Regions from separate parts of the Homo sapiens genome. Here region 2 is linked to region 1. Evidence: read pairs that join two places in POLR2A ChIA-PET (ENCODE). Cell type or tissue: PC-3. All regions are shown on one strand. Links, peaks and the distances in the headings refer to the core of each region. The heading gives the core; the rest is flanking DNA.

Region 1 (2,932 bases), core at 239-2,738:
TCCATTCCTCAAACTTTTTTTTTGGCAAACAAGCAGATGTGCTCCCTGCCCTCAAGGAGTTACAATATACCAAGGAAGACTGCCCTTCAACAATTATTTCCAATGGATGAGCATTAAAAGGGACGATGGCCCTGAAGCATGACAGCATGAAGCAAGGCTGTCTATTCATCAGAAAATGATCAAGGAAGGCCTGCCCCACTCCACCCCCACCCCCAAAAAATGGCATTTGAGGCAAGACCTCGGCATTTCAGGTAAAAGCAGTAACATATATGAAGGCCTAGGGGCAAAATAAAATGTAGCTGTTTAAGAAACTAAAATAAGTTCAGTTTGGATAGAGTATATACAGAATTTATTACGTGAATTTTTAATTCAGTAAGCATTTATTTGCTATCAAGCAGCAATGCTAAGTACAGAGGATATAAAGATGGCTAAGCATACAGTATAGTACCATTCAAAAACTCTCACTAAACAATACCTTACATTTCAACATACATTTATATGTGCACATAAAAGTATTTAAAATTGAATATTTATATTGTTTTAATTGTTTAATAACCACTCATATGTTACTTGTGTAATTATTAAAGTATACCAAAAGAGGGAAGAAAGCAGCATCAAAATGCTAGCAGTGGTTAATTCTATATGCTAGGAATGGAGACGATTACTATTTTCTTCTTTGAATTTTTGCTGGTTTCTAAAACAGAAAGATGGTATCTGCCCTAGGAAGTCACTATGATATACAGATAATACGGGGTAACACTAGTGTTAATTTCTATCCCATCACAATGAACAAACCACACTCTCACCCCAATCTCTGCTGCTCTAAGTAGTACAAATAACACTGAGCAAGATTCTTTCCTGTTTATGCAGCAATCAATATATTTAACTGACTATAATGTTGTTTATGTAGCCAGTGCAGGCTATCTATATTTCTGGAAACTTCTGGAAAGTTCTGTCAAATATTCGCTACTTTTATTTTAAGAGGCACAGAATGGAAACATGTCTTCTCTTTGCTGTTCATCATGCCCTGCATGCATGGACCTTCACAAAACAGCTGAGGATACCTGCAGGACAGAAACGGAATGCTTCCAAATATGATGCCACAGCTATCTTAGTTATAAGGTAGTATGCATGATTAAAATGTAAATTAAGGGGGAAACATTAATAAAAGTTGCATTAAATTCACATTTCCTGAATTGTGAGCCTCCTCTTCTTTTCCAGTAATGCTCTCCTACATTACTTCTACTCCATGTAGTCACTGGTCCCCAAAAAGGAGCATGGTAATGAGACTCAGGAGACCTGAGGTAGATATCTGTCTCTGTCTATAACCAGTTCCATGACTTTGAACAAGTCACTTCTGGCCTGTTTCCTCATGTGTGACAAGAAGGGGCTTATTTGGGAGGCCAAGCAAGAGGGTCACTTCAGGTCAGGAGTTCGAGGCCAGCCTGAGCAACACAGCAAGACTTCCATCTCTAAAAATTTAAAAATTAGCAAGGCATGGTAGCATACACCTGTAGTCCTATCTACTTGGGAGGCTGAGGTGGAAGGACTGCTTGAGCTAAGGAGTTTGAGACTGCAGTGAGCTATGACTGTGCCACCACACTACAGCCTAGGTGACCAAACAAGACCCTGTCTCCAAAAAGGGGGGGGGGGTAGATTTAATATCTAAGGTTCTTTCTAAGCCAGAATTCTTTATTTCTATAACTTTTTATTGTCTTTTAACTGTTTCTTAAGAACTTTGGCAGATACTAAAACAAACACTGAGATCACTATTGACTAAGAAAAAGTGAGTTGCCTTTATGGTTTGAGACTTTTTTAAGTATTGAAAATAAAAGAGAATTAACTTTTTTTAAACAACTGGTTAAAAGACCCAACAGTGAGGGAGCTGAAACCAGTGCCAATGATGTAAAAGAACATTTTAAATATAGATAAAGACCTGAACACCGTTGCTCTTTCACTTCTCATTTCCACAACCTGACTGCTGACCAGAGCATTGCTACCATCGCCTGCACAACAAAGTCAGGGCAAGTGTTTTTCTGAGAGATTATAAAGGAGCATGTGGGAGATGTCTCAATCTGATATGTGCTGATCCTGCTCCAAGCCAAGGAAGCAAGAGCAATAAAAGCTACCCTGGAAACAAGGTACAAGTGGTTGCTATTTTCAGAGGCTCAAAAGAAAACGCTCAATTCAGTCCTGTTTTATCTGAATTGTGAGGGGCACCTATATTTCATAATAATAAAACACTGTTAAAAGCTTCTATCATGTAAATACTAAAGAAGCCATTCATACATGAAGAAATGAACACAACATTTCTATGTTGTCATATCCAATAATTTTCTTAAAGTTTTATGGCATTCACATATTGGCAAAGTTAATGCACCTCCTTGTCTATGTAAATTGCCAAAGAATCATTCAGATGATCCGGTCTTTTGTTCACACCTTAAATGTTTAAAACCACCACAGTAATAAGTACCTAGCCCCGACTTCCTCTGGGAAAATTTCATCTAAGCAATAACAATCAGGTACTAAAATCACCCCCAGCAAAAAGGGAATAATTTTTATCAGTTACCTCATTCTTCTTGTAACTATGGAAGTCACTGAGGTTCAAAACACTGCTCCTGAGAAAATTATTGCTTAAAATTGTAAGTACACCCAGTTCATTGTTGAAGTGCTTAAACTGAGAATATTTTTTAAATAAGCTTTCAGAATCAAGTGAAACCATATTTGCCACCTGGCATACAGCACTTACAAGTGAGAGTTTCTTGGTGATGCTGACCTCAACCACATAACAACCCACACTGTAAATTTCTCTCCTTCCCGTAACAACTTGTGGCTTGATCATGCATTAATTCATCTAAAATTGTTCTTAAGCCTGCTTATATTTTAGCTTGTACAAAGTCACCAATCACTCATCCATGGCAACCAGGTGGAT
Region 2 (2,932 bases), core at 269-2,768, 66 kb after region 1:
ATTTCTGTAAAGGAGCTTTGAAATTAAGCAAAATAGAAAGGGAAATAGTAATTTGGATAATCAGTCCCAAATAAACAAGAATTGCTAATTGCATTTCTTGTACACAACTAGGAGTAAATTCAAAAACTGAAAGTAAATTGGACATGATGCTCAGAGAGTATCCTTGAGCATGAGTAACTAAAATTAACCAGAATTTTAAATAAACTGGGGACTCCTAGACTTCTGAAGACATGAATGAGGCTATTAGAACTCTCTTTCTCCTACTCATCCATTAGCAATGTCGGGAACAGTTCATAAAAGATTAATGTTTAAATGCTTAAGAATATATATTTGAATACCTTGAAAACACCAAGCAATGCTTTTTAAATTAATTGATAAGTCATTTTATACTTGTGATGTAGACTTAGACTTTTTTGTAGTAACAAGCCAGAAAACATCTATCCTTCTGAGAGATAATATGTGAAAGAATTGTAGAAGAAATGAGAAAGATGATTAGTAATCCTGTATTGCTTCTTGAGACAGCAATTCTCTCGTAAGTGGAAACTTAGGCAAGCATCAGTGATGAGAAATAGATACATTTTACTCTTTACTTCATGGTTGAGAAGTGCCTGTAATTCACCTTTCAAATAAGAGGCAACATGTATAGCATAATCCCACAGTATTATGAAATTTTGGAGGTGAAAGGGACCTTGATGTATCGGTAAGCTATTGCTCTATAACAAGCCATTCCCAAAACTCAGTGGTTTAAAACATTTATTATTGTTCAAGCATCTACAGATTAGCTAAGGGTAGGCTGAGCTCATCTGGGGTGATTCTGCTCCATGTGTTTCTCATTCTCCATAAACCACAAACAAAATAATAATAATAATAATAATAGTATTTTTTTAAGTTCTCACTTGTTGAAGGCTTACTATGTGCTAAAAGCACTTTAAAATGTTATCTCCTTTACTTCTCACAAAAACATTATGAGGTAGGTACTACTAATATCCTAATTTCACAGATGAGGAAACAAAGAAGGAATTTCCCCAAGCTCAAGAAGCTACTGTATGGTGAACCTGGAGCACACAGATGAAGGTCTACCTGACACTAAACTTTATGTTCTTAATCATTCTGTTATATTCTGTTTCATGAAATTTACTATTCCATTTTCAGAGAGTTCTAACCACTAAGAAGTTATTCTTATATTCAGTGAAATGATTTTCTCTATAACTTTTAATCACTGATCTTAATTTGGCCCTTGAGTACATACAGGATAAAGATAATAATCATAAATTAAATGATATAGTAAAAGTGCCTGACAAACAGAATGTGTTCCACAAAAATTAATCTAAGTCAGCCCCACAATAGGCATAACAGTCGTTAATAAAATGTTCAACCGGGCAGGGCCAGAATTATTTGCAGTTTTACCCAGTTGGCACTTATCCTATTATACAGAAAACTATCCAACCTAGGATAAATACAATGTTTAAGTCCAGATATACTGTGTCTATAACATTTCCTTTATCTATCAGCCTAGTAATCTTGTCAAAAAGGAAATGAGCCCTAGATTGAATAAGCAACAGACAATTAGAATTTAGAGGGTAGAGAGGAGGTAAGGGAACATTAAATAATGCTTTTTAAAATTAATCAGCATATATTTTATTAATAAGCAAGCAGGCAAAACCTAGTAAATGTTGACTTTCTTTCTATTTGGAAAAAATTTAATTTGTTCAAAGGTAAACTTTTGTTTATATTATAGGTTTACCTAAGCTGATGAGAGAACTGAGTACATAATACCTATTGAGGATAATAAACTTGTTAAAAGATGATTTTCAAAATGACAAAATACAAATATTAAAAGAGCATATGTGAAAATTTTTATTTAACTCATTAATTAATGAAGGACCCTGTAAGATATTACAAGCTATTCAAAAAAGAATAGAAACAGTCATATGTAGGCAAGCAGGAATGTTGAAGTAAATGTGCTAATATGTGCAAATTAATAGATCCTATAGGTACTAAATTGTAATGTTTGGAATCATCTTTTCTACAGAGAGGAAATCAATTATATCTCTATGATAAAATTCATTAGCATGTCTATGGAAAAGAATAATTTGCATTTTACTGTCAGTCAATTTTTTACAACTTCCTGAGTTGTAAAATAGCTCAGTCAAGGGCAGTCCAAAGCACAGGTTCCAACAGAATCAGATAACCTTACCTTGGAGAGTAAGCCAGACAGTGTCAGACGTTCCAGAACACCCAGAATTGTGCCCATTCAAAATTCTTCACTAGTCTTCCTGACAAAGTTTCTAGAAGAACATCAAGGAGAAAAACTGGGGGAAGTGCTGATTACATGAAAATGTACACTGGTTGAAACGTTTTACAATTTTTTAAAAACATATTATTTGAGACTCTTTGAGAAAAAAGATAATCCCGGAAAATCATGAAATTATTTTTTTTTAATTTTTTTGTCACATCCTTCAAATAAACTGTTAATCATGATATACAAGGTCAGATGGAAATTGAAAAAAGGAAAAATTAACGTTTTTTAATATACCCTCCCATTTGTCTGCCAAAATTGTATTTAAAAGTAGTGTTATATAATTAATGATATTTTATATTTTCAGATGATTGCTAACAAGCCAAAGAAAAAAATTTCCCTGATCGTATTTGGAATTAAAAAAATCATTGATTGAATGAACTAGTAATATTTTATTTAGCATTTCCTTGTATTTAGAGTGGTAAGAATTTCTATGTCAGCTCTGTCCTCTGCATTGACAAATCAGAAGGTCCTGAATCCTCTTTACTCTGTTATGAGATCATAAAAAAGAAATTAAAAGTCAATTGCTCTCCACTGAAAATCCTAGAATTGAGAATCAAGGAATAATCTTCTCTTCCAACCAAAGTCCCTGTGTGACTAAAGATCAGTGTAATTTTAAAATGTGGCAACTTG

The links. ChIA-PET counts read pairs that join two places held together with the same protein. Peaks named below come from ENCODE experiments on the same cell type or tissue, not always from the same donor. Only the 100,000 strongest peaks of a DNase experiment are listed, where the experiment ranks them.
Region 2: POLR2A ChIA-PET joins it to region 1 with 10 read pairs; 4 of 35 experiments call an interaction of 5 or more read pairs at or near these places.

Annotation. Positions count from the first base shown.
Region 1 is chr7:111,525,781-111,528,712 of GRCh38, forward strand. All of the region lies in intron 1 of IMMP2L (inner mitochondrial membrane peptidase subunit 2), which reads right to left. Among named protein-coding and RNA genes, the nearest start is that of IMMP2L, 35 kb to the right of the region's middle. RefSeq lists enhancers at 1,431-1,500, 1,821-1,870. In PC-3, for the core only: no CTCF peak of the experiment used is centred there; no DNase peak of the experiment used is centred there; H3K27ac peaks cover 1,049 bases.
Region 2 is chr7:111,591,378-111,594,309 of GRCh38, forward strand. No RefSeq gene overlaps it. Among named protein-coding and RNA genes, the nearest start is that of IMMP2L, 30 kb to the left of the region's middle. In PC-3, for the core only: no CTCF peak of the experiment used is centred there; no DNase peak of the experiment used is centred there.